4 separate regions of the Homo sapiens genome follow, and all the other regions are linked to region 1. A link is a loop called in an ENCODE intact Hi-C map of the cell type or tissue named here. Cell type or tissue: prostate gland. All regions are shown on one strand. Each heading gives the region's core, and the rest is flanking DNA. Links, peaks and the distances in the headings are about the cores only.

Evidence for each region. Hi-C counts contacts between places; a loop is a spot of excess contacts. Peaks named below come from ENCODE experiments on the same cell type or tissue, not always from the same donor. Only the 100,000 strongest peaks of a DNase experiment are listed, where the experiment ranks them.
Region 2: it touches region 1 in a loop (3-fold over the local background); 28 of 110 quality-filtered maps call a loop at or near these places.
Region 3: it touches region 1 in a loop (3-fold over the local background); 21 of 110 quality-filtered maps call a loop at or near these places.
Region 4: a loop joins it to region 1, with 2.9 times the contacts of the local background. A loop is called at or near these places in 18 of 110 quality-filtered maps.

What each region holds. Positions count from the first base shown.
Region 1 is chr15:92,614,292-92,620,272 of GRCh38, reverse strand. It overlaps FAM174B (family with sequence similarity 174 member B), which reads left to right. Exons shown (of 3, transcript NM_207446.3): 3 at 814-2,825. The coding sequence ends at 817. Among named protein-coding and RNA genes, the nearest start is that of FAM174B, 38 kb to the left of the region's middle. In prostate gland, for the core only: a CTCF peak has its summit at 2,567; DNase peaks (open chromatin) are centred at 402, 2,492 and 3,122; H3K27ac peaks cover 5,000 bases.
Region 2 is chr15:92,663,771-92,669,751 of GRCh38, reverse strand. No RefSeq gene overlaps it. Among named protein-coding and RNA genes, the nearest start is that of FAM174B, 11 kb to the right of the region's middle. RefSeq lists enhancers at 4,866-5,365, 5,853-5,902. In prostate gland, for the core only: no CTCF peak of the experiment used is centred there; no DNase peak of the experiment used is centred there; H3K27ac peaks cover 465 bases.
Region 3 is chr15:92,524,846-92,530,826 of GRCh38, reverse strand. No RefSeq gene overlaps it. Among named protein-coding and RNA genes, the nearest start is that of LINC00930, 44 kb to the left of the region's middle. In prostate gland, for the core only: no CTCF peak of the experiment used is centred there; a DNase peak (open chromatin) is centred at 3,486; H3K27ac peaks cover 1,264 bases.
Region 4 is chr15:92,680,921-92,686,901 of GRCh38, reverse strand. No RefSeq gene overlaps it. Among named protein-coding and RNA genes, the nearest start is that of FAM174B, 28 kb to the right of the region's middle. RefSeq lists an enhancer at 696-865 and a silencer at 3,169-3,463. In prostate gland, for the core only: a CTCF peak has its summit at 3,240 (motif pointing right); a DNase peak (open chromatin) is centred at 3,251.

The DNA of each region.
Region 1 (5,981 bases), core at 269-5,268:
TCCGCCTCGGCCTCCCAAAGTGCTGGGATTACCGTGCCTGGCCTAAACTTATTTCTTGTACTTCTTATGTTTTCTGACACTGTGGTGTGGGCCCGGGGTTTAAAGGTAAGGAAGCTTAGATGTGGCTTTTGTCTCAAGCTCCCAGTCTAAGCAAGAGACCAACACTACTCAGATACATAAACCAGGAGTCAGCAAACTATGGCCCATGGGCCAAATCCAGCCCACTGTCTGTTTTTGTACAGCTCAGGAGCCAAGAATGATTTTCACATTTTAATGGTTGAAAAAGAACCAAAGGAAGAATACTATTTTATGACATGAGAAAGTAACATGCAATTCAAATTTCAGTGTCTATAAATAACATTGTACTGGAACACAGCCATGGCCAAGCATTTCTTGCTGTGGCTGCTGTTCCACCCCAACAGCAGGGTTGAGGAGTTATCACCGTGATTGTGGGATCTGCAGAGTTTACAATATTTCCTCTCTGGACTGTCACAGAAGAAGTTTTCCAACCCCTAGTGTAAACACCCTGGAAGTGCTGGCAAGGAGAGGGATATAAGGAGAAAGAGGTTGTGTTCTAGGGAGTCTGTGTGGGGAGCTGGGGGAGGGATCCTTAGTTGGGAACTGTGGGGAGGGAGGGGGTTTGCTGGAAGAGTGGATTGCGCCTTCCAGACAGCACGCTCAAAGGTCCTGTGGCTGGGGACTGTGGCCTTTTCACTGGCTGAGAGGGTGAGGGATAGAGATGTTCAGGAGGGGTCAGAATGGGTGCGAGGCTCTGCCAGAAGGGGCTTACTCTTGTCCTTCCCTTTCTTTTAGGTAAAACCTGTTTCCCAGCCTGGTGGCATCCTGTGGAAAGTTGGTCAGCTGCAACCTGGGGTGTGAAGGACTGGACCTGGAAGCCCTCTTGCGTCGGAGGTGTTGAAACCAAAACGAACGTTATGTATAAAACCCCAGCTCCATCGTGCGTGTCAGGCATCTGCTCAGACTGTCACTGGCAAGCTCGTTTCCACGTCACCACAATGGAGTTGCTTCTGCCACCCTTTGGGCATCCCTTTAAAGTGCCCCCTACTTCTACTCCCCATGTAAGAGGCTTTGTGCCTTGCTAAGGAGCAAAGGGTAGAAACATGTTGATTTTAAAGAAGTTTTTTTAAGACAATTGTTGACAATAGTAAAAGAGATCAGGAGGATCAAGAATCTAAAACAAGCCTGAAGGATGTCCAACTGTGTATTTAGAATTTCCGACATTCTTCTCTACTGGATCTACACATTGGACCCCATCTGATCCTTTGCTGCTTTTTTGGCTTGGTCAGGTCCTGGCCTCATTTTGGCGTTACCTGTGTCAGAGTTCAAGGTGGATGTGCTTAGAGCTGGTCAGCCCCTTCCAGACCTGGACACGTCTGTGGCTCCTTTTCTTTCTTCCTTTTTTTTTTTTTTTAAAAAAAAAAAAGGTTCAGCAGAAATCAGCGTGGCTAGTTCACAAAGAATTTCCAGTATCAGGGAAAAACTGTGCGTGTGTGTGTGTGTGTGTGTGCACGTGTGTGCGTGTGCACGTGTGTGATACCTATAAAACAGTTTCTCCTTCTCTGAAGGGAAAGGAAAGTGCTAGGCAGCCTGTGATTAGCAACATTCTTTGTGCTTTTTTGTTGTTCCTCTGCTCTGTCACAGTTCTACGTTGTTTGCCTTAGAAATGTAATTTTTAAAAACCATTTTAAAAATGAACGGTGATTTGGCTGGCTGGAAAAAATCACACTGTCAGGGGACTATATTTGAAGTCAGTCTAGACGGGGCTGGACTAGGAACCCACCTGGACCCAGGAGACCCCACAGGACCCAGGAGGTCCCTGCCGGAAGGCAGAGGTTCAGGTGAGAGTGGCTCACCTCTGAGCTGGTGAAGTGAGGACTTGCCTGTGACATGACCCAGGGATCTGCTGCTGGCTTCTGGAGACAGGGCCTTGGGCTGACTTCTCAGGTTGATTGAGGCCTCCTGACTAGCGGTGTTCCCAGGCTAGAGGTGATTGGCTGCAACAAAGATGCTTCTATTAGTCTATTAGCAGTGCCTTCGGGACCCTGGGATTTTGCTCTCTCTAGAAAGGTGTTTTTTATTTTTTTATTTTTTATCTCCCCCTTTTTTCCTGGCTTTGCTCCAGGGTTTGTGTATTTGCCTGTTTATTGTCCTGCTCTTTTTTTTTTTGGATGAAAACTCCAGCCTTTCCTGACTCACCTCCATCTTCGGTTCTTCAGTTTTCTGAGAAGAGTTGGGATATGTGGGAAGGGGCATGGGAGCTCGGCAGCCTCCGCCTGCCAGGAAGGCAGTTTCGCCTCTGCAGGAAAGAGCAGAGCCCGTGGGAAGCCCTGGGTGAGGGTGGCGCAGCCGGCCCAGCACGCATGGTATTGCCAGCCACGGGGGGCCTGCGTGTAGTCTCTGCTCCCTGCATTTCACCTTCTTTGTTGACTTTCCTTCTCTGTTTTCCCCCATCTGTTTGCCAGAGGGGTGGGACTGGCAACAGAACAGCCGTGGCTGCTTTATCTCTCCTCTCCACGGTGTACTCAGGCCTGAGTGGTGACTCACGGGAGCCTGGCCACCTCGCAGCTGTTCGCCCCCTCAACCTTTGAACTGGAACTGCTGGCTCACACAGGGTTTTCGACAACTGCAGCTGAATCTCATGGAAAAGCTGGATTCCTCTGCCTTACGCAGAAACACCCGGGCTCCATCTGCCAGGTGCTTGCCACTGGTCCTGGCAGAAATGGCGGCTGCTGAAAGTGACCTTCCAAATCCTTGGTGGCACTTCAGCGCCACAGGCTCTCCAATAAAAACCCTTTACACACAAACCATGAGTACCTTGGGCTTGGATGTTTTCTGTGGTGCCGGCCAGCGGGGCACCTTTTGTGAAGACAGAGGTGGGTGGGCCCAAGGCTGAGGAGGAGGGCGGGGATGGGAGCTGGGCTGGAGGTGTTTGGATCCTGGTGATTAGAGAAAAGCTTGGAAATGAAAAAGGCTTGGTGGTGGAGGGGCATGCATGCTGTTTTTACGTCTACATATACAATTGGAGGCTCACTCGCTCATTTCCTGGAAGCTTGCTCCTTGGCTAGGAAATACTGAGGCCTAACTGTTTCCAGAGAATCTTGGGGCATCTCCAGAGAAGATAGAATCAATCACATAAAAAACTGCTGGCTTGTAACTGCCTCATACCTGGCTTGCTTTACTCTATGAGTAAGCATGGGATGCATCTGGGCCGGGTTCACAGCGAGCTGAGAAAAAGCCGGGGGAAAAGCCCATTTGCTGCCGTCCAGCTGGTTCCCTTGGAGGTCACCAAGGAGCTGGGGGTGTGGTCTGTGTCCCTCCTCCCTGAGGAGCTACTCCTGTGCTCCGTCTTCTCTACCACTGTAGCAGTGACTAAGGTTCTCCAGGGTAGCTCTTTCTCCAAACAGCTGCGCTGGAAGCCAGCCCTAGAGAGTGGGTTTCCCCATCATCTCAGGCTTCTCAGAGAGTGTCCTCCGCTGAGCACCCATCCTGTCAGGTTGGCTCGTTCAGATGCCCGGGGACAAGCCAGCCTGACGGGGAGGAGGGTGTTTCGGCGTCCGCGGCAGTCTCTGCATGGCGGAGGGTCAGCGGGTACCGCAACTTGCCTTTTGGTTTTGAAGATTCTGTTGAGGCGCCATCCTCACCTTGACCTCTTCTACAAAATCTGTCTCCCCTGCTGTGCCGTGGAACACCTACGGGAAGCCAGTAAGTTAAAGTCCTAAGATCAAAGCCCCTCCCTCTACTGCCTGCATCTCCTGTCATAAAAGCCTGAATTGTATGGTTATTCTTACACCCTGTGGGGATGGGGGATGCTTTATACGGACATGGCACATTATCCTCAAAGGGCCCTGGATGCACCCATAAGTTTGTGTCCCGTGCTTGCCCCCTTTGGTGAAATTCTTGGCTGTCGGTGTCATTTTAAGGAAATCAGGGGAAATTACCCAGAAGATCAGGGTCTGTAGGAGAAGAGGGGTAGGGGATGCATCAGTGACCCAAACTTGCTGGTGAGATTTGGCAGCTGAAGCCATTTAAAGAGATTGGCGGTTGGGCGTGGTGACTCATGCCTGTAATCCAGCACTTTGGGAGGTGAGTAGATCACCTGAGGTCAGGAGTTCGAGACCAGCCTGGCCAACATGGCGAAACCCCCATCTCTACTAAAAATATAAAAATTAGCCTGGTGTGGTGGCAGGTGCCTGTAATCCCAGCTACTCAGGGGACTGAGGCAGAAGAATCACCTGAACCTGGGAGGCGAAGGTTTCAGTGAGCTGAGATCACGCCACTGCACTCCACCCTGGGCAACAAGAGTGAAATTCCATCTCAAAAAAAAAAAAAGATTGGCACCTTGGTGTTGCCAGTTTCTGAAGAGGGGAGAGGAGGGTTATGTTACAAGCATCACCAACAAAGAGCATTGTGACTCAGCAGAGGGGAGAGCAGTAGTAAAGACTTTGGGGATGATGCTGGACTGCCTCCCCAGCCACCCACCTTCCTTGCACACGCTTCTTGTGGCAGCATCATGAGTTTGCAGGTCCAGATGTTGCTTGCATTGTAACCACAGCTCCCTGTGCCCCCCAGTGCCTGCTGTATTTGGGTTAGATATTTTCTTATAAATAAATGATTTAATCTTTTCAGGGTGAGGGGCGAGCCCTGGGGACCTGGAAGGTGTTCACTCCAGCACCACTAGTTCAGAAAAAGGGTCTGTCCCATAAGGCCCCCAGGCTGCTCGTATTGACAGGTGCGAGCCGGCGCTTCCCTCCAGCCCGGTGGTGCCACAGTTGCTTGTGGTTTTTATTTATCAGAGAATTCAAGAACACCTGATGTGGACTCAGTGTACACAGCATACCACTTGCGAAAACCGAGTTTGTTTTCCATTATTTTCGAGAACTAAATAGACGTGACTCTTCCGGGCGGTTGTCATGAGCCACTCCCTGCCTTGCTACCTGAGTCTTCTTGGGTCCAACAAGTACCTGGGTGTGACTCTCCTTGTAAAGTGCCTCAAAATTTGCTGTTATTTCTTGTTAGGCTTAGTTAGTTGGTTTATTAGCAAGCTCATTTTCCCTGGGATGGGTTTTTTGATGAGCTGAGTTGATGTGGATGGGAACACAAGGCGCTCTTGTGTGTCTGTTGGCATCCAGGTGGCCCACAGTGTCTAGTATAAATGTCTCCATGGCTGATCTGGCCTGGGGTGCTGTGAACAGGCTTCCTGCTGTGAGCAGGTAAGAGTGTTGTGAATGAATTATCCCCAGAGTCTGCAAGACAACCGGCCAGGTGGTGCTGAGTGTGGCAGGAAGAGGAATCGGATGCAGACAGACAGGCATGTGTTTCCTGGCCTCACTGCTCACTCATGAACCCTGTGACCTTGGTCCCACTTTTTCCATCTGCGCTATAGGAATGCACCTCTTTGGTTACTGTGATCATTAAATTACGTAATTTAGCCAAATACCTGCTGCAGGTGCCTGGCACCACCGGCACCACCAGCACCACCAGGAATGGTCGCCACTAGCACCACCACCTCCACCATGAATAGTTTTTGCGGTCTTCCTGGGTGCCAGGTGCCTTTGCACACACACTTCCTTATTCAGTCCTTAACAGCATCCTTTAGGTAGGTATTATTCCTGGAACAGACTGATCATTTCCAGAGGCCCAGGGCTGTTTCCCCTGGATCATATTTACCTCCCTGGCTCTCCATAAGAAAACATCCATTTGCTTGGCACTTTGTCATCCTTTGAGTCCTGCCAACAAGGTGGCGAGGTAGGTATTTGTCTTCATTTTGTACACACAGGGCTGGGTCTAGGAAGGTCAGTCACGGCACAGGGTCACATGGTTTCTAAGGGGCAGGTCTCAAACCACCAGTCTCCTGCCCTCTTCAGCACTTTTCCCTGAAAGGAAGACGAGGGGACTTTTCTTCTGAGACCAAAACGGCTCACACTTGGGATAGCAGAAGATGTCATCTCTGGGCCAAAGAG
Region 2 (5,981 bases), core at 260-5,259, 49 kb before region 1:
TTAGAGTTGCCCTTGTTTGCCCCGGACTCTCCTAGTTTTAGCACTGAAAGTCTCACATTCTGGGCAACTTCTTCATTCCTGCCTGGACTGGGACAGCTGGTCCACCTTAACTGTCCTAGAGGAATGTGTGTGGGCAGGGGTGAATTTGTATGGGGTGGTGGGGGATTGTGCAGAAGAGATTAGCAAAATCTTCACAAAGGAGCTTATGTCTTGTTTGTAGAATGATTAGGAGGAGTTCTTTAAGCAAAAAATGGAGAGGAGAGGGTTAAGGAAGAGCATTCCTGGTGGAAGAACCAGGGAGCAGTTTAGGCAAAGGCTCGGATGGAAGGAGTTTAGTAAAGTTAAGAGTTTGGGGTGCTGGGAGGTAAGGGTTAGATGAAGCTAGGAGTTTAGTGAATTTAGAGTTTGGGGTGCTGGGAGGTAAGGGTAGATGAAGCTAGGAGTTTAGTGAATTTAGAGTTTGGGGTGCTGGGAGGTAAGGGTAGATGAAGCTAGGAGTTTAGTGAATTTAGAGTTTGGGGTGCTGGGAGGTGGGGGTGGGGAAGCTGGGCCCATACTAAGGAATTAGGACTCTACTGGCAGAGTTTAAACCCCATAAGGGTTTTCAGCAAGGGAGTATTATGCTTGATTTTGCATTTGGACAGATCACTCTGATTACGATGTTAGGGTGGGAATTCTCCTGAAGAGAGGAGCCTGGAGTCTTGGAGAACGGTTGGAAGGATGTTATAATACAGGTGACACATGAGGACAGGAAAGAACAACAATAAGAAACATAATATGTAATGTTTATTGATGACTTAATACGTACCAGTTATTATGCTAAGTTCTCTACATGTGCTATCTCATTTAATCCTAATGATAAGTGAGCTGCTATCTTTATGCCCATATTACAGGTGAGGAAATTGAGACTTAAGGTTTAATTTAGTGCAAGTTACACTGAGAGTAAATGGCAAAGCCAAGATTCCAGCTCTTGCCTTCTGACTTTAAATACGTGCACTCAACTCCTGTTGCTTGCTATAAACTACGGCAGTAGGTACTTATCCATTCAGTCCAGCAACATTTATTGAGCACTTACTGTGTGCCAGATACATTTCTGGTTGATGAAGAAATAGCCAATGAACAAAACAGACACAACTCCTGATTTGATGGACATTACGTGTGTGTGTGTGTGTGTGTGTGTTTTGAGAGACGTATAAACAAACAAGTTACACTAACTTACTCGTGGTTGGATTTGGACTGTTTCTGGAGAGAAGAGGAAGGACTTAGTAATGGGGGGATTGTAGGGGGACCCCTAGGTTCCTGCCTCCGCCAAGTGCAGTGTGGTGGCCAGCAGAGCGTAGGAGCTCTGGAGGTAGGGCAGGTTTTGGGGAACGATGAAGAATCTTGTGTGGGACATGCTGGGTACCTGAGAACCCAGGGAGAGGGGCCAGAGTGAGAAAAGAACTCAGCAGGAAGCCCTGGGGACTGAGTTAAAAGGGAGAGGAGCCAGCTCCCGAGAGAGGGGACAGAGAGGTCAGAGGGAAGATAGAAAACTGGAGACCTCCAAGGCAGGAAGCCCTGGCATCATCAAATGCCACTTAGAGGTTCAGGGAGGGCAAAAGGGAGACACACAAAGTTGTAGGCTCTCCCCTCCCGCTCCCCCTCCCTCCCTCCCATTCCCCCTCCCGTTCCCCCTCCCTCCCTCCCTCCCTCCCTCCCTTCCTTCCTTCCTTCCTTCCTTCCCCTCTCCTCTTCCCCTCTCTCTCTCTTTCTCTCTCCCTCTCTCCCTCTTGGTTTCTCTTTTCTTTTCTTTCTCAGTGAGAAACCAGAATGGGAAATATCTACTGGAGGGTGAAGATACAGGAGGAAGCAGAGGTAATGCGTGAAGCAGAGCCTCAGAGGAGGTGGAGGAGGGTTGAACTCAGGGCCAACGTGTGGGGGCTGGTCTCAAACAGGAGGGTGTATCCCTGAGGCTGGAGAGGAGTGAGAAAAAAATGGTCAGGAACGCAGAGCAGCGCCTCTCGGGAAGTGGCTGCCAACGTTACTTGTGAGGTGGAAATGTCCAAAGTGGGTCTAGGATGCATCAACACAGGGGTGAAGGTTTGGGCTCCACACTGTGGGGAACAGGAGAAACAGCCATCCACCCGGGGCCATCCCCAAACTGACCTTTTCTGTGTCCCTAACCCTCAGAGGCCCGAGCTCTGCCTGGGAATTAAAACACAAATTCCTGCAAACGTGAGGTCTAACTCCACTGTCACGGAGAGGCTGACGATGCCAGCTGTGGGAATTGCAGTGGGGACAGGTATGGAGAGGATGTTTCTGGACATGGGAGTGACTGCCACTTGGAGCTGCAGGCAGAAGCAACAGCTGGTGTGTTTTCCTGAGCAGGTTGGGGGATGGCTCAAAATCAATATTTACTTTACAAACAGCCATCCGGAGGGTGAACCGCCCTGCCTCTCACCCTCAGCTTTTCTGGGGAAAGATGTCTGTGGCCTGCTTAGCTCTGCCCTGCTGGTCTTCGCCTCTCGATCCAAAGCAACTTTGATGTGTATGGGAAAAGTACTGCACTGTGAAAGGAACTGTGGACAGATGGTCCACCTGAGCTCAAAGGTGGGGTCCCTCCACGTATGCACCTCAGGACTTTCCATCCTGTGGGAATCTCCTAAAAAGTTGCTCCATGGGTGGCACTCTCTGAGCAGCACGATTGGTGGGGAGGGCTCTGTCAGCAATATTATGTCGTCACTGACGTCTGCAGGCTCTCCTAGGGGACACTTCAGAAACTTTCATAGAAATATTTCTCTTTGGCAACAGCTCGCTGTTTCCATGGTTTGACGATACTAGCCAGCTGTAAAGTAGGCCAGCACGGGAGAGGGCGGCCCTGGGGACACGGGCTGCATGGCACGCTCATTTCCAACCCTGGGGCAAGTCAGATAACCTCATTAGGTCTCCATTTCCTAATCTTCAAAATGGAACAACAGTGTGAGCCTCAGTGGCCTGGTGTTGTGAGAATGAGGATTAAAGAACTGCAAATTTTTGAGTTTTTTTGGTGAATAATTGTGAAGTCTTTTGGAGGACATATTTCAGAAACAAATGAAATAATAAAGCAGACCTTAAATGTATTGATATAAATTTTGCATAGGTCCAGTAACCTTTTCTTTGCTACGCTTAGTGATCTACTGATTTAAAAAGAGTCCTCTCATATGATACTGACAGAACATTTTTAACCTATTTTTTTTTAACCAGCAATAAGTTTACATAGTTCAACATTCCAAATGCATGAAGGGATACAGTTACTATTCCCTTTCCTGCCCCTGTTCCAGCCATCCAGAGTTCCCCTGCCTAGGTAGGGTGACCAACTGGTCCTGCTTTGTCTAGGACTTTCTGTTTTAGCTCTGAAATGTCCTCATCCCAGGAGACTCCTGAAACCCCAGCAGACTGGGATGGTTGGTCACCCTCTGCCATAGGCAACCAACATTATGAGTCTGTCATGTGTCCTTCTGAAGATATTTTGACAACAGCAATGTTAGTATTAAAAAAAATCCTTTTAGGTAAAGAAATAAAATGTCTTTCTCATAAAACACTAATGCATGAGGCTGGGCATGGTGGCTCATGCCTGTAATCCTAGCACTTCAGGAGGCTGAGGCGAGTGGATCACCTGAGGTCAGGAGTTTGAGACTAGCCTGGCCAACATGGTGAAACCCCGTCTTTACTAAAAATACAACAATTAGTCGGGCGTGGTTGCGGGTGCCTGTAGTCCCAGCTACTTGGGAGGCTGAGGCAGGAGAATCGCTTGAACCCGGGAGGCGGAGGCTGCAGTGAGCCGAGATCACACCACTGCACTCCAGCCTGGGTGACAGAGCAAGACTCCGTCCCAAATACAAACAAACAAACAAAAAACCAAACTAATGCATGACATCAAGGGGATAAGGGAGCCCACAATAACATGGAGGCCCAAATCTTATCATCAAACATAATTGTTTTTCCCATAATTGTTCTTACGATTGTAATTTCCAGCTCCAGAATTGCTATCCTTCTGCAAAGGAAAACTCCCTCTCAGTCTTGGGAAAAAGACTCCTGTAAACGTTAACAATCTGTGGCCCCATTTCTCATAGCCGTGGTTGACCGTAGACTCCATTATCAATTTGTTTATAATTTATTTTTGTGGAGTTAAAAAAAGCATTTGTGTACTTGGGATTTGGATTTCATAAGTATGCTTATTTGGCAAGTTATCTTTTAGATTTCCCTGTGCAAATGTAACTGATTTGGGAAAGCCCCATTTCAGAGAAAGCATAACACAGCCCTTATCACGTGTGAACTGAGAAAGACATCGGAAAGCCTTTTCCAGGCTAAAAATAGACCTAGAACGAGGTGTATTTTAGCTTCGGGACTTTCGCAAACTTTCTGGCAAACTAGCACTTTATTGTTTATGTATAAGGGGCTGACGTTCCTTTTAAATGTTCTAGCTTCAGGCTATCTTACTTTTGTGCAAAAAAGGATGAATTATTTATAAAAAGAGGCAAAAATATCACATGATAACACCCTCGTTTCTGGCGGGGAGTAAAATGAGCTGCAGCTGGTGCTGTGTCAGCTCCACAGGCGAGGTGCAGAGAGCAAGCGGAGGATGGGCTTGATCCTCTGATCCCTTGAGAGGGCCTGATGTCTGAGATGCAGCCTGTCCCCCTCCAGGATGGAGGGAGAGACCTTTAATTCTCATTCTCTCTCTCACTCATCACTCATTTTCTCTCTCTCTCTTTTTCTGTCTCCCTCTCTCTGGCAAACTTGGGAAGGCAAAGTATGGAGACCTTTTATAAGCTCAAGTGTGCGCAGAAGCTGGTTTTATGGAATTATTTGTATACACTAATTCTGCCAGCCTCAGTTTCTTCATCTGTGACAGGAGGTGATAACCGTATTTTCTCCTTAGGCCTGATGTAAAGCGCCTGACGCTAAGTAAATGCTCAATAAATATTAGCTAGTATTCAAGCTTGCCTGGCTGCTCAGAGACACAGAGGGGCGGGGTGAGCGAGTGGGCTGAGGAAGGACTGGAGAATATAAAGGCAAGGGGCTGCATTACCTGAGGGTAGAGAGGTCAGCTGAGCTGACCGGCTCTTCCTGGTTTGTCTGGGACTAACCTGCTTTTAAAAACACAGTCCTGCATCCTTGGAAATCTCTCAGACCCAGGCAAAACCAGAGGGTTGGCCGCTGTCCTGAGTTAGGTTAGGATGAATTGTCCCTCGTTTATTTTTCCTCGGTCTCAACTGAATGCTGTGTTACTGTACCAGGGTTCCATCATGTGTGTGCACAGGCAGGGACAAGAGAGCCACCTGACACACCCTGTGTCGCTCTGCCTGACTCTGGCCACCCCACCTGTCTGTGTTGTGACACAGTATTGTAACAAAACTGCCAGGCCCAGGGTTCCCCTGCCTACTCTGCCTTCCACCCAGTGGGGTTGTGCGGAGCCTCCCAGCAGGCCCAGGAAAGGTGGGAGGAAATTGTGCAAAGACTTAAGACAAACGAGGGAAATCCAATTCCTTTTATTATGTGGATGATAACAACTGTGTGTAAAGGAGTCTGTCTGAGAAGTGGATTTGATCATGACATTTACTAGTATTTGGGGCCTGCGTTTTACACGAGTGCTTGCGGCCTGCACGCAGGAGGTTTCACTGGGGTTGCAGAGGGTTCTCCCACTACTCAGCTCTACTTTTCCAAACGTACTCTCTGATATTCCCAGCACCGTGGAGCGAGACGGGGTATTTCTAATGGAGCAATGCCTCACTGTCTTTGGAGACAACCCCAGTCTCGCTTAGGAGTTGGAAAGACTGAGCTCGGGGTCTGTGCCCTGGTGCTGGTCTGGCCCCAGACACTGTAGGACCCCGCAGGTCTTCATTTCCTTGCATGTCAACCGGGGAGGCTATGATGGGGTACAGAGGGTTGCTGTGAGGACTAATGAGACACATGTGAGGTGAGTGTGGCACACAGTGGGCATGCAGCCAACATGAGTTCTT
Region 3 (5,981 bases), core at 577-5,576, 90 kb after region 1:
GCTGCTACCACATCAGGAGAGACAGACTTTCCGTTCTGTGGTATGGTTACTTCAGTAAAACTGTGCAGTGTGATAATATTTCTGAACTCCCAAGCTTTATGTTTTTTACCCTCCTTGTATCTCTTCTTAACTCTTTCCACCACTGAGGTGGCCAGACCTTTCTGGGTCTTTTGCCCCAGGGGTGTGGACAGGGTTTAAAGCCAGATAAAGAGGAACTCCCTGGATTTTAGCCTCCCAAAGCTGAAGCCCATAGTGAAAGCCTGCTAGTGAACAAAGCGTTTTGGAGGAAGATAAGAAAGAGTAAGGCTTATCCTACCTAGTCTAGAGAATATGTGGTTGGGCTCAGGGAAGGAAGGAGAGATGAAGGGAAATCCAGATTGTCTAGGGATCCTGCTCCTGTGCCCTTCTTCCTGCTGAGGAAGCAGTATGTTAGCCAGTTCTCGCATTGCTATAAAGAAATAACCTGAGACTGGGTGATGTATAAAGAAAAGAGGTTTAATTGGCTCATTGTTCCATGGGCTGTACAAGAAGCATGGAAGCACCTGCTTAGAAATTTCTTTGGCCAGACACCCTAAATCATTTTTCTCAAGTTCAAAGTTTCACAAATCTCTAGGGCAGGGGCAAAATGCCACCAGTCTCTTCGCTAAAACATAACAGAAGTCACCTTTGCTTTAGCTCCCAACAAGTTCCTTATTTCCATCTGAGACCACCACAGCCTGGACCTTATTGTCCATATCACTATCAGCATTTTTGTCAAAGCCATCCAACAAGTCTCTAGGAAGCTCCAAATTTTCCCACGTTTTCCTTTCTTCTTCTGAGCCTTCCAAAGTGTTCCAAACTTCTGCCTGTTACTCAGTTCCAAAGTCACTTACACATTTTCGGGTATCTTTTCTTCAATGCCACTCTTTACTGGTACTAACTTAATGTATTAGTTCATTTTCACTCTGCTGATAAAGACATACTGGGCAATTTACAAAAGAAAGAGAGGTTTAATGGACTTACAGTTCCATGTGGCTGGGGAGGTCTAACAATCATGACAGAAGGCAAGGAGGAGCAAGTCACTTCTTACATGGATGGCAGCATGCAAAGAGAGAGAGAGAGTTTGTGTAGGGGAACTCCTCTTTTTAAAACCATCAGATCTCGTGAGACTTATTCACTGTCATGAGAACAGCATGGGAAAGATCCACCCCCATGATTCAATTACCTCCCACTGGTCCCTCCCACAACACATGGAAATTCAAGATGAGATTTGGTTGGGGACACAGCCAAACCATATCACCCATTCATAAGAAACCATCCCTGTGATCTAATCACCTCCCATCACGTCCCACCTCCAACATTGGGGATTAAAATTCAACATGAGATTTGGGTGAGGACACAAGTCCAAACTATAACAGCCAGAGAGGTTGGAGGGGGAATGGTTGCACAGAGCCCATGAAGATATGCAGCTTTAGGGAGATGTCCATGCTCCACTGGCACAGGGAGGACCAGAGGGATTCCAGTGCTCCCAAACTTGGCTTGAAAGGAGTACAGAAAGTTGCAGGGCCAACAGCATTAGATACCAGCAAGAGGGGTGTATCCATGAGCACTTGGAAGGACAGATGTCTGAGAGACAGACAGAATGTAGCATGAATCAGGGATGTTTGTAGGAACAAATGACTTAGGTTGATAGCAAGGACTTCTCTTCTTTTCCCTCTGTTTTGCCACCCACCCATCAGGTACCTTGCCCAGGAGTCCCATAGAATGTTGAGTCTACACTGCCCAAAGCCAAAGCTAGGGATACCCTCAAATGGCGTTGAACCTGGGCTACCTCAGCTGCTAGTATAGTTCCATGTGGTTGTGGAAACTTCATAAAAATGCCTCTTATGGGTGGTCAAGTGCCAAGATGATGCATTTCCCTGGGCTGATTCAGCCCTATGTTCAGTGTGTGGCTTACCATGAAGGGCACAGGCTGAATTTCAGCTCCTACAGAAGCTCTCAGCTGAACAGGGCTTAACCTGTGCAGCCAAATGTGGAGGCCCTGTTTAGACTGAGGTTCAAACCCTCCAGGTGACTTTAGATCACCTATAGCTGTGTAGAAACAAGCTTTTCTCACCCAATAAGAGAGAGAAATTCAGTGATGTGTTAGCAGTACCCTGGGCTAGACATCAGAAGATTCACTTCTGGGAAATGCCATTTGTTCTCCATGTGAATCAGCATTGAAACTTGGAACCTCAGTTTCCTCATATGTTAAATGGAGGAGAAGAGCTCCTGCTTTTCCTTGCACAGCTGTAGTTTGGGTCAAATTCAGAGATATCCAGGAGGCTGTTTCGGGAGTGATGACTAGGGCTGAGCCACTAAAGTTCAAGAAGTCATGGAAGGAGGTGAGATGATGGTGTGAGTCCTTTTTTTTTTTTAAGGGGTCTTGCTCTGTTGCCCAGGCTGGAGTGCAGTGGCGTGATCTCGGCTCACTGCAACCTCCACCTCCCAGGTTCAAGTGATTCTCCTGCCGCAGCCTCATTTTTCGTATTTTTAATAGAGATGGGGTTTTGCTATGTTGGCCAGGCTGGTCTCAAACTCCTAACCTCAAGTGATCTGCCTGCCTTGGCCTCCTAAAGTGCTGGGATTATAGGTGTGAGCCACTGCGCCCAGCCAGTATGAGCACTTTTGAGCAAGATGTAAAGGTCAGGGGCCAAGGAACCTGTTTTTGTGGTAGGCTGAGTCTGCAGTTGGAGAGCAAGTGCAGGAGGAGGGGCCCTGGGCTGCACAGTGACCCAGGAGCTGGCCCAGGAGGGGCCTACAGGGTGTCCTTCAGAGCACTGTGAGTGGGAGGTAAGATTTTGCTGGGGCAGATGAAGTCTGGGTCCACCACCATTTGGTATAAATGGGCCCAATTTGGGCCGTGTGGCTTGCCACATGCAACTCTAATGTTAGAGAGCTGAGTCAGGAGCCTGACTGTGGCAGTCCAGGTCCAATCAGGAGACAGAAACTACACAGCAGATCAAAGAGAGAAAGTCTAATATAAAGAATGGTTATGACAAAGGAGTAACTTATAAGCAAATTTGTCACGGCTCCCTGTGACTAAGGGCGCCTACCCGAGGAAGGAAAAACTTGCTAGGGGTTAGGACTTCAGAGGTGAAGGAGTGGGAAGCAATGGAGTCTTCTTGTTTGGTCTGGAGTTGCTGGATAAGAAACGGGCCTCCGTCTGAAGTGCAGAGAAGGGAGCAGCAGTGGCTGGGTGTGCACACAGAGACCAGGCACTAGTGGGCTGGAACTTTTGGAACATGTGACCCACGCATGGGCTTTGGTTTCCATGTTAAGGGGGCTGCAGAAAAGTGATCGTCCATCCAGCAAGGCTGCAGAGTCACAGAGGGACTTCAGGTGGGTGGAAGAGTGGGGAGAGGCAAGGACACAAGTTCACCAGATGCCCTCACACCACCTCCAGCTGGTACTGGAAACAGCAGGAGAGCCAGTTTCTCCTGCAGTGCTCCCTGCTGAGGAGGCTGACCTCATGTTTACTATAAAAAACACCATGTACCTGGCACTCACCCAGGCTAAGTTCCACTAGCTGCCTGCCTGGCTGTTTTATAAAACCCTAAATGAAACAATCTTTAAAAAATGATGAGCTATCTCTTTCAGGTTACAATTTATTTTATATAATTTTGTTATTTTAGAAAAACATCCCAAGGTAATGTAAATCAGTCCAACCATTGTGGAAGACAGTGTGGCAATTCCTCAAAGATCTAGAAGCAGAAGTACCATTTGACCCAGCAATCCCATTACTGGCTACATATCCAAAGGAATATAAATCATTCTATTACAAAGATAAATGCATGCATATCTTTGCAGTGGTATTCATAGTAGCAAAGATATAGAATCAAACCAAATGCCCATCAGCGATAGACTGGATAAAGAAAATGTGGCACATATATACCATGGAATACTATGCAGCCATAAAAAAGAACAAGATCATGTCCTTTTCAGGGACAAGGATGGAGCTGGAAGCTGTCATCCTCAGCAAACTAACACAGGAACAGAAAACCAAATACCACATGTTCTCACTTATAAGTGGAGCTGAACGATGAGAACACATGAGTGCATGGCGGGGGGAACAACACACACTGTGGCCTGTTGGGGGTGGGGTTGGCAGAAGTTAGAGCATCAGGAAGAATAGCTAATGCATGCTGGGCTTAATACCTAGATGATGGGTTGATCTGTGCAGCAAACCACAATAGCACATGTTTACCTACGTAACAAACTTGCATATCCTACACATGTACCCAGGAATTTAAAATAAAAGTTGAAGAAAAAAATTAAATTAAAAATTCTTAAAAAAAATTCTCAAGGTTACATATGCACACACATATACATAAATTGACCAGAAAAAAGCGTGACAGTATAGGTTAAGGGAGCAAACTAGACCACAGACTATTATGATCCAAACTTTGTTCAACATAAGTCATTGTCAGTATATACATATAGCCAAATACCTGGAAAGATGCATAAAGAAATGTTGACCTGTTTTTTCTCTAGTAGTGTGGATAATTTGTTATTCTTTGAGCTCATCTGTGTTTTCCAATTTTCTACAATAAACTTGGTTTACTTGTGCATTAAAAATAGAAGAAAGAAGAAAGAGAGAAAGAGAAAGGAAGGAATGAAGGGAGGAAGGAAGGAAAGAATGAAGAAAGAAAGGAAGAAAGAAAGAAAGGAAGGAAGGAAGGGAGGAAGGATGGGAGGAAGGAAGGAAAGAATGAAGAAAGAAAGGAAGAAAGAAAGAAAAGAAGGAAGAAAGAAAAGAAGGAAAGAAAGAAGAAAGGAAGGAAGGGGAAGAAGGAAGGAAGGAGGGATGGAGGGAAAAAGGAAGGAAGGGCAGGAGGAAAGGGAGGGAGGAAGAGAGGGAGGAAGAAAGAAAAGGAAGGAAGGAAATAAGAAAGGCAAGGAAGGAAGGAAGGAAAGGGAGGAAAGAAGGGGGAAGGAAGGGAGGAAGGAAAGGCAGGGGGAAGGAGAACGACCTTGAGCTAACCCGGACAAAATGAAATGTGAAGATGTACAGAAGTGCTCAGCGTGGGTGAGCAACTAACACATCTTAGTTCCCCCGGGACCTTTGCTTTGCCAGGTGGAGTGAGAGCTGCCACATTCTCCTTCTTAGGCTCTGCCACCTGTGACCTCAGAGGCATGTTCTGGCCCTCAAGCTGCTTTTTGAGGATAGCTGTGGCCTTGGACGATCCTAAAGCTGCAAAACCATTCAGCAGCTGGGTGGACGGGAGGTCAGAACTCAGTTTGTTTGGCCTGGCTAAGTAGGTTATACTTTTATTAGACATTAACCTAGAAAAAAGCCGCAACCTGGGGAAAGATTTCTATTTAGAGCCAGGAAACTAGGCCACTTCTAAGATCAGTGACCTACATTTTCTGCTATAGAAATTTAAGATGAAATAGCGGTTGTTGCCATGCATGTGGGCGCTGAAACTCCATCAAAGGGCAGGGAGACAAGAAGGGGAGGAAGAAAGGGAGGCAGGCAGGGAATTTTAAAGAGCCGCCGTATTTGAAATCTTTTAAAACCAAGCCAACAATATTTAATAATGGAAGAAAAATGAGTATCCCAGCTGTGTATTTGTTTTCCTGGAAGAGCAATGTCTGCTAACTGGTAGCTCCTTCAGCAGGTAAAAAATCCATTTTATTCTGAGGCCTGTTAAAAAATGACATCTCCCCCAGGCCCCTGCCAGCCGTCCACAAAGACAAATCTTGGTGTCTCACGCTGGCTGCCAGCTGTCTGCTTTTTGTTATAGACTTCTGAGAAACTGTTTGCTTGATCTCATTGATCTGGGCTCTTTAGACTGGACCCTGTGGAGCCTCTAAGGTTAATGGGCTCTTGGGGCCTGAATTCCCATGAATCTTGGTGGTTGGGGGGAGTGGTTGTCTAGAAAAAGAAAAACAAAATGACAATAATGTATAGTGCTTTCTTATAATCCATAGCAGCCACATTGTGGAGTTGGATGGGTCAG
Region 4 (5,981 bases), core at 437-5,436, 66 kb before region 1:
GAGATAACATTATTCCTTTGCAGGGTAGGGAGATGGTGGAAAGTGGAGGGAATGGAGGGAAATAAACATTTATTAAGGTCTTATGATGTACCGTGCACTATGCCAGGAACAGTACCCACATATTTCATTTAATCCTCACAACTGTGTGACAAATTTTTTTGGCCTCAGATTGTGAGGGTTGGTTGATTAGTGATACTTCATTGTTGATCAGTGCAATGTCCCTCTCTTGCTTCACTTATTTTTTTACCCTTTTAGCTTATTCTCCATGTCCATTCCCCAGTCTTACTAACAGCAACCGTTCTGATATGTTTGATGTATGTTCTTCTATTTGTGTTGTTTTATGTGTTTGTATTTTAAATTTACATGAATGGTATGGTAGCTTTCATCCTGTTTTCATTCTTTTTTCACTCACTACTGTTTAAAAAACTTTTTATCATGCAAAAATTTCAAACATTTTCAAAAATCAAATGGTATCTTAACTTTAATGTACTTATCACTCAAAGTCAAGTACAAACTTGTGGCCAATTATATTTTGTCTATACCCATTTTTTTCCTACTCACGCATTGCTCTGAAGTAAGTGGCAGAATCACTATTTCATCAGTAAGTATTTTGGTATGTACCTCTAAAATATAAGTACTTTAAAAATATGTAATCACTGTATCATATTATCATACATAAATATTAATATTAGCAATGATCATTTAATATCATCACCTATTCAGCTGATCAGCGTTTCCCAATTGTCTCATCATTATTTAGTTACTTGAATCAAGATTCAAATAAGATTTATACATTGTGTTTGTGATCTTTTTTTATCTTGCAATTTATTTGTTGAAGATCAGGTAATATATTCAGGGAGTTTTCTATAGTCTGAATTTTTCTGACTGTATCTCTGTGCTGCTGTTTAACATGTTTCTCTGTCCTCTCTATGTCCTGCAAATTGGTAATTATATAGATGCTTGGTCGGATGCAGGTCTAATTTTTGGGGGACAGGAAATACTTAGTATGTAAACTTTTAGACTTCCATTAAGAGGTGTCTAATATTGAGGTTTTTTTTTTCTTTTTTTTTTTGTTTGTTACGTCAGCAACGTTGATGGTCAGTGCCTAGATCCATGAGTTCCTTAGGGGTTACAAAATGTTGATAATCTAATTCTATCACTCCTTGTTTATTTATTAGCTGGCATATTCTATAAAGGGAAACTTTCCCTCACTAATTCTTCAGTAACACTGAGATGTAGTTTGTATAGAAAAGGCAAGATAAGTGCTTGATACTTTTATTTATCAATTTTCAAAATAATGAGTTCCTTCAAAGATATAGAAATAAGGCTTAAGATTAATATAAAACCCATGAATTCAAACACTTTTGATGATATTATTTGCAGTTATTATTCAATCAATGCTTAAATTGTCCTATCTTTGGCAGATGAGAGCCATTGCATGTTGTTTTTTCTAAAGTTGTTATTAACACCACCTTTTTAGTCTTTGACAGCTTTCTTACAGGCTGGTATAAGATGTTCCTGGCTCATCTTACACATTTCTTGCCTCAGACCTAGAGTCAGTCATTTCTCCAAGGAGGCCTGGTTTTTGATGAGTGGGAAGTTGTACTCCGAGGCCGCAGCCTGGGTGCTAGGAGAACTGTTTTTATACCTTATCCGTGTTGCCCTGTGTACATCCAATCTGCTTTTTTGAAGGCTACATCATATTCCATAGTGTGCATTCTCTACATGACTCAAGTCTGTTCCTCCAGTGCTCCACCTCCCTGCTAGCACAGACTACACTACCATGAGCGCGCATGTCCCCTTATGAACCTGTATGAGAATCCTTCTAGGATACATATTCCAGAGTCTATATGAGGCTTTTTTAAAGATCAATGTTACCATCCTTATTTTACAGGGGAGGCCACTAAGCAGCTGGGGGAAAGAAAGAGACTGTGGAAAGGGGACAGAGGGAGGGCTTGGAGAAGGGAAATGGGGCCAGAGGTAGAGTGGGAGAGCTTAAGTCTCCATTTCCCTTGTGTCTCTCTCGAGTGGAGGCCGTTTATTCTGTGGTGGTCCTGGTTTCATGGGTCCTGGAGGAAGGGCAGGCCAGGGCATGGATTAACATTCTCTTAGCTTTTCGTGGCTGCTTCCACATCGTTCTTCATGAGCCAAAAACTCCCAGTGTCTTAGGGCTCCTGCCATTGGAATATCTCACTCCTCTAAGGTTGTGTTTGTCATCTACACTTTGGGGTTTCTTCTGCACATCCACCAAAGTCTTTGTCAGATGACCGTGAGTCTTTTCCCCTGCGTGTCTACTTTTGTTTCTTTATTTATTTATTTTGAGACAGAGTCTCACTCTATCACCCAGACTGGAGTGCAGTGGTGTGATCTTGGCTCACTGCAACCTCTGCCTCCTGGGTTCAAGTGATTCTCCTGCCTCAGCCTCCCGAGTAGCCAGGATTACAGGCACGCGCCACCATGCCATGTTAATTTTTGTATTTTTACTAGAGATGGGGTTTCACCATGTTGGTCAGGCTGGTCTCGAACTCCTGGCCTCAAGTGATCTCCACTTTGGGAGGCCCACCTCAGCCTCCCAAAGCGCTGGGATTACAGCCGGGATCCTCTCCACTTCTTCCCAGCATCCTGGACCACCTCCTTATCCACATGGATGACCTTTCCTGCACCACAGCCTCTCAGCAACTGGGTCTTCTCTATACCAATGCTCTCCTCTCTGTTCTCTTCAGGGGACCTGTTCCCATTGCCACACCATGGACAGAGGTGGCAAGGGCAAAGGCTTGAAGGCTTGAAAGATGGCCATTACAGTTAGGGCAGAGTGTGGAGCCTGCAGGGCAAGATGAGGCTTCATAATCAGGCAGGGCCCATCACTCAGCGCTTTGTTGGTCGTATTAAAGATTTTGGCCTGTATTATAGGAGAAATGAGACGCTACAGAAAGTTTTTAAGTGAGGGCAGAGAGGGTGACATGTGTTGGTGATGGTGACCTGATCAATTCGTGTATTGAAAAGACCTCCAGGACTCCCATGCAGAGAAAAGACCAGAGCAAGAGTAGACCCAAGCTTGCTGGTGAGGAGGCCATTTCCATAAGCCAGTGAGAGATTAGGGTGGCTTGGAGCAGGACAAAGACAAGTGGACAGACTCGGGGGATCTTTAGGAATAAAAGTCACCTAGACCTGTAGGACATGGGAGGAGAGCGAGGGGAAGCAGTCAGGGACGATTCCCAGGTTTCAGCTTGCTCAACTGGACAGCAGATGGTGCCATTCCCTTGGTGGGGGAACAAGCGGACGGGGCCAGGCTTTTGAAGTCTGATGGAGTTGTTGTTTGTATGTTTACGGGCAGGGGGATCACAAACACTCTTGGATATATTGAGTGTGAGAAGCCTTGGAAACAAGGCCATGAAGACTTGAGTGGGTAAGGGAGGGATACCCAGGTCTGGAGTTCAGAGGAGAGGTGTGGCCTGGAGGGGAAGTTGGTATCATCAGCATGTAGGTGGAAATGAAGGTGGAGGTGCTGAGATGGTCTAAGAAGGGAAGCCGTGGGAGCAAAGAAGCCGGTCTTGGCGCTGAGGAGAATGAATATGCAAAGGAGATGGATGTGGGGGCAAAGAGCCAGGAAGAGAGGCAGAAGAGTGCAGTGTCATGGAGGCCACAAGAAGGGCGTATTTCAAGAAGGGGCTCTTGCTCTGCTGAGAAAGGGAGGTCAAGGAAGAGGAGGAACATGTCTGTGAAATTTAGCAATGTGGAATCATGACTAAGCTTAGAGCCATGTCAGTGGAGTGACAAGCCGGAAGCCATGTGGGAGTTTGGGGGAGAGAGAGGGAAGTGAGGTGATAGAGGGTCTTCTAGGAAGGCCCCTCAAGGGCTGGGCTGACTGAGTTGTGAAGCTCGCCCTTTTGTCCTACTTCCTGCCAGGAATTTGGACCTGACAGCTGGACAACAGTGTGGCCATTCTTGGGGCCATGAGGAAAAGGCCTGGAGTCTGTGATGTGAACTCCTGGAGCTGCTGAACCATCAGCAGCAGCTTGCACAATTCTGGAATTTTTTTTTACTTGAGAAAAATAAAACCTTATGTGTTTTTGCAGCTGACAATAATTTGTAACTGATAGAGTGTGCTGCCTGCGTTATCTGGTTTAATCCCTACAACTGCCTATTATTACTCCTATTTTACAGACAAGGAGACCCAAACACAGAGAGGTTAAGAAAGTAGAGTCACACAACTAAGGTGGCAGAACTGAGTTTAAAGACAGGGTTTCTCCTGGATGAGATTGGAGACTCTTACTTTAAGTGAAGTAACTCGGGAATGGAAAACCAAACATCGTATGTTCTCACTCATGAGTGGGAGCTAAGCTCTGAGGATGCAAAGGCATAAGAATGACACAATGGACTTTGGGGACTCAGGGAAAGAGTGCGAAGGGGGTGAGGGATAAAAGACTACAAATTGGGTTCAGTGTACACTGCTCAGGTGATGGGTGCACCAAAATCTCACAAATTACCACTAAAGAACTTGTTCATGTAACCAAACACCATCTGTTCCCCAATAACCTGTGGAAATAAAAATTTTAAAAAAAGACAGGGTTTATGACTCAAGACCAAGTCCTTAACCCCTGTAATATACTTTCTCAATAGCTATTATTGGGACTTTGGTGTTAATTGCCATTAGCCATCTCAAAAGACGACTGGGAAGATTACATGTCACAATGAGGCCAAATCTCCTTTCACTAAGGTAGGGATAGAGTAGGTGCTTAATGCATGCTTTGAAATACCTGACAATTCTTCCTGTACTTCATCTGTTACATATTTTGTGGAGATAGTGGTGGTGGTAGGGCATTGCTAGTAGACATTGAAAGTAATTTCTTTCCTTTTTTTTTTTTTTTTTTTTTTTTGAGACAGAGTCTTGCTCTGTCACCCAGGCTGGAGTGCAGTGGCACGATCTCGGCTTACTGCAACCTCCGCCTGCCGGGTTCAAACAATTCTCCTGCCTTAGCCTCCTAAGTAGCTGGGACTACAGGCGCGTGCCACCATGCCCGGCTAATTTTTTGTATTTTTAGTAGAGACGGGGTTTTACCATTCTGGCGGCCAGGCTGGTCTCAAACTCCTGACCTCATGATTCGCCCGCCTCGGCCTCCCAAAGTGCTGGGATTACAGGCTTGAGCCACCGTGCCCGGCTGAAAGTAATTTCTAAAACTATAATTCCACAATTCAACTTTACATGCACTCTAGTAGTTCATATTCAAAACTATCCTCCCGCTTATAATCACAGGGGAAAAAGTGCTGAAAGCAGAGAATCAAAGCTGCTGGTATAGGGAAATCAAGCTCCATTTCCACAGCTGTAACCATCTTTCAGCCACAGTGAGGAATGAGCACAGGGGGCTGGATCGCTTTCATTGCAGTTCTGTTAAGCATGATGTCACTAAGGGGGATTGTGAAATCACCCACTTCCAAGCAGAACAGAAAATCTGTCCAAGTTTTACAAATGTTATTTAAAATCTTAGCTGTCAGCCGTGAGAAAAATCCCTGCAGTCACATAAAAAAACCAGAATAGTTTTCAAAGATGGCTTTTATTACTAAGTTGTTACTATAAACATGCTTTCACCCAAACAGAGCAAAAATATGCAATTTCCTGAAAATGGGAGCTGTGAAATCACATCCCCAGAATATTTGTAATTACTGTTGATGATTCATTTATTAGCATTTCAGTACACATGTTGAGGGGGGAGGCGGGAAGACCAGCCTACCAGCATGTATCAACAATTAGTGGAGATACTATCTTTTCTTAATGAAATTTGATAAACAAAATTGCCTGATGGCTTGTATGTATTTTTTCAGAATTGAATAAAACTTAGAATTTATTAATGCACTTGCATTACTATAGTACTTTAAGCACTTGTCTAATATATACAGATTAAAACTTTACATGGTTTAAATAACAGGTTTTCCTCATCAAATATTTGGGTTAAATAAAAAAACCTGACATTTACATTCTTTTT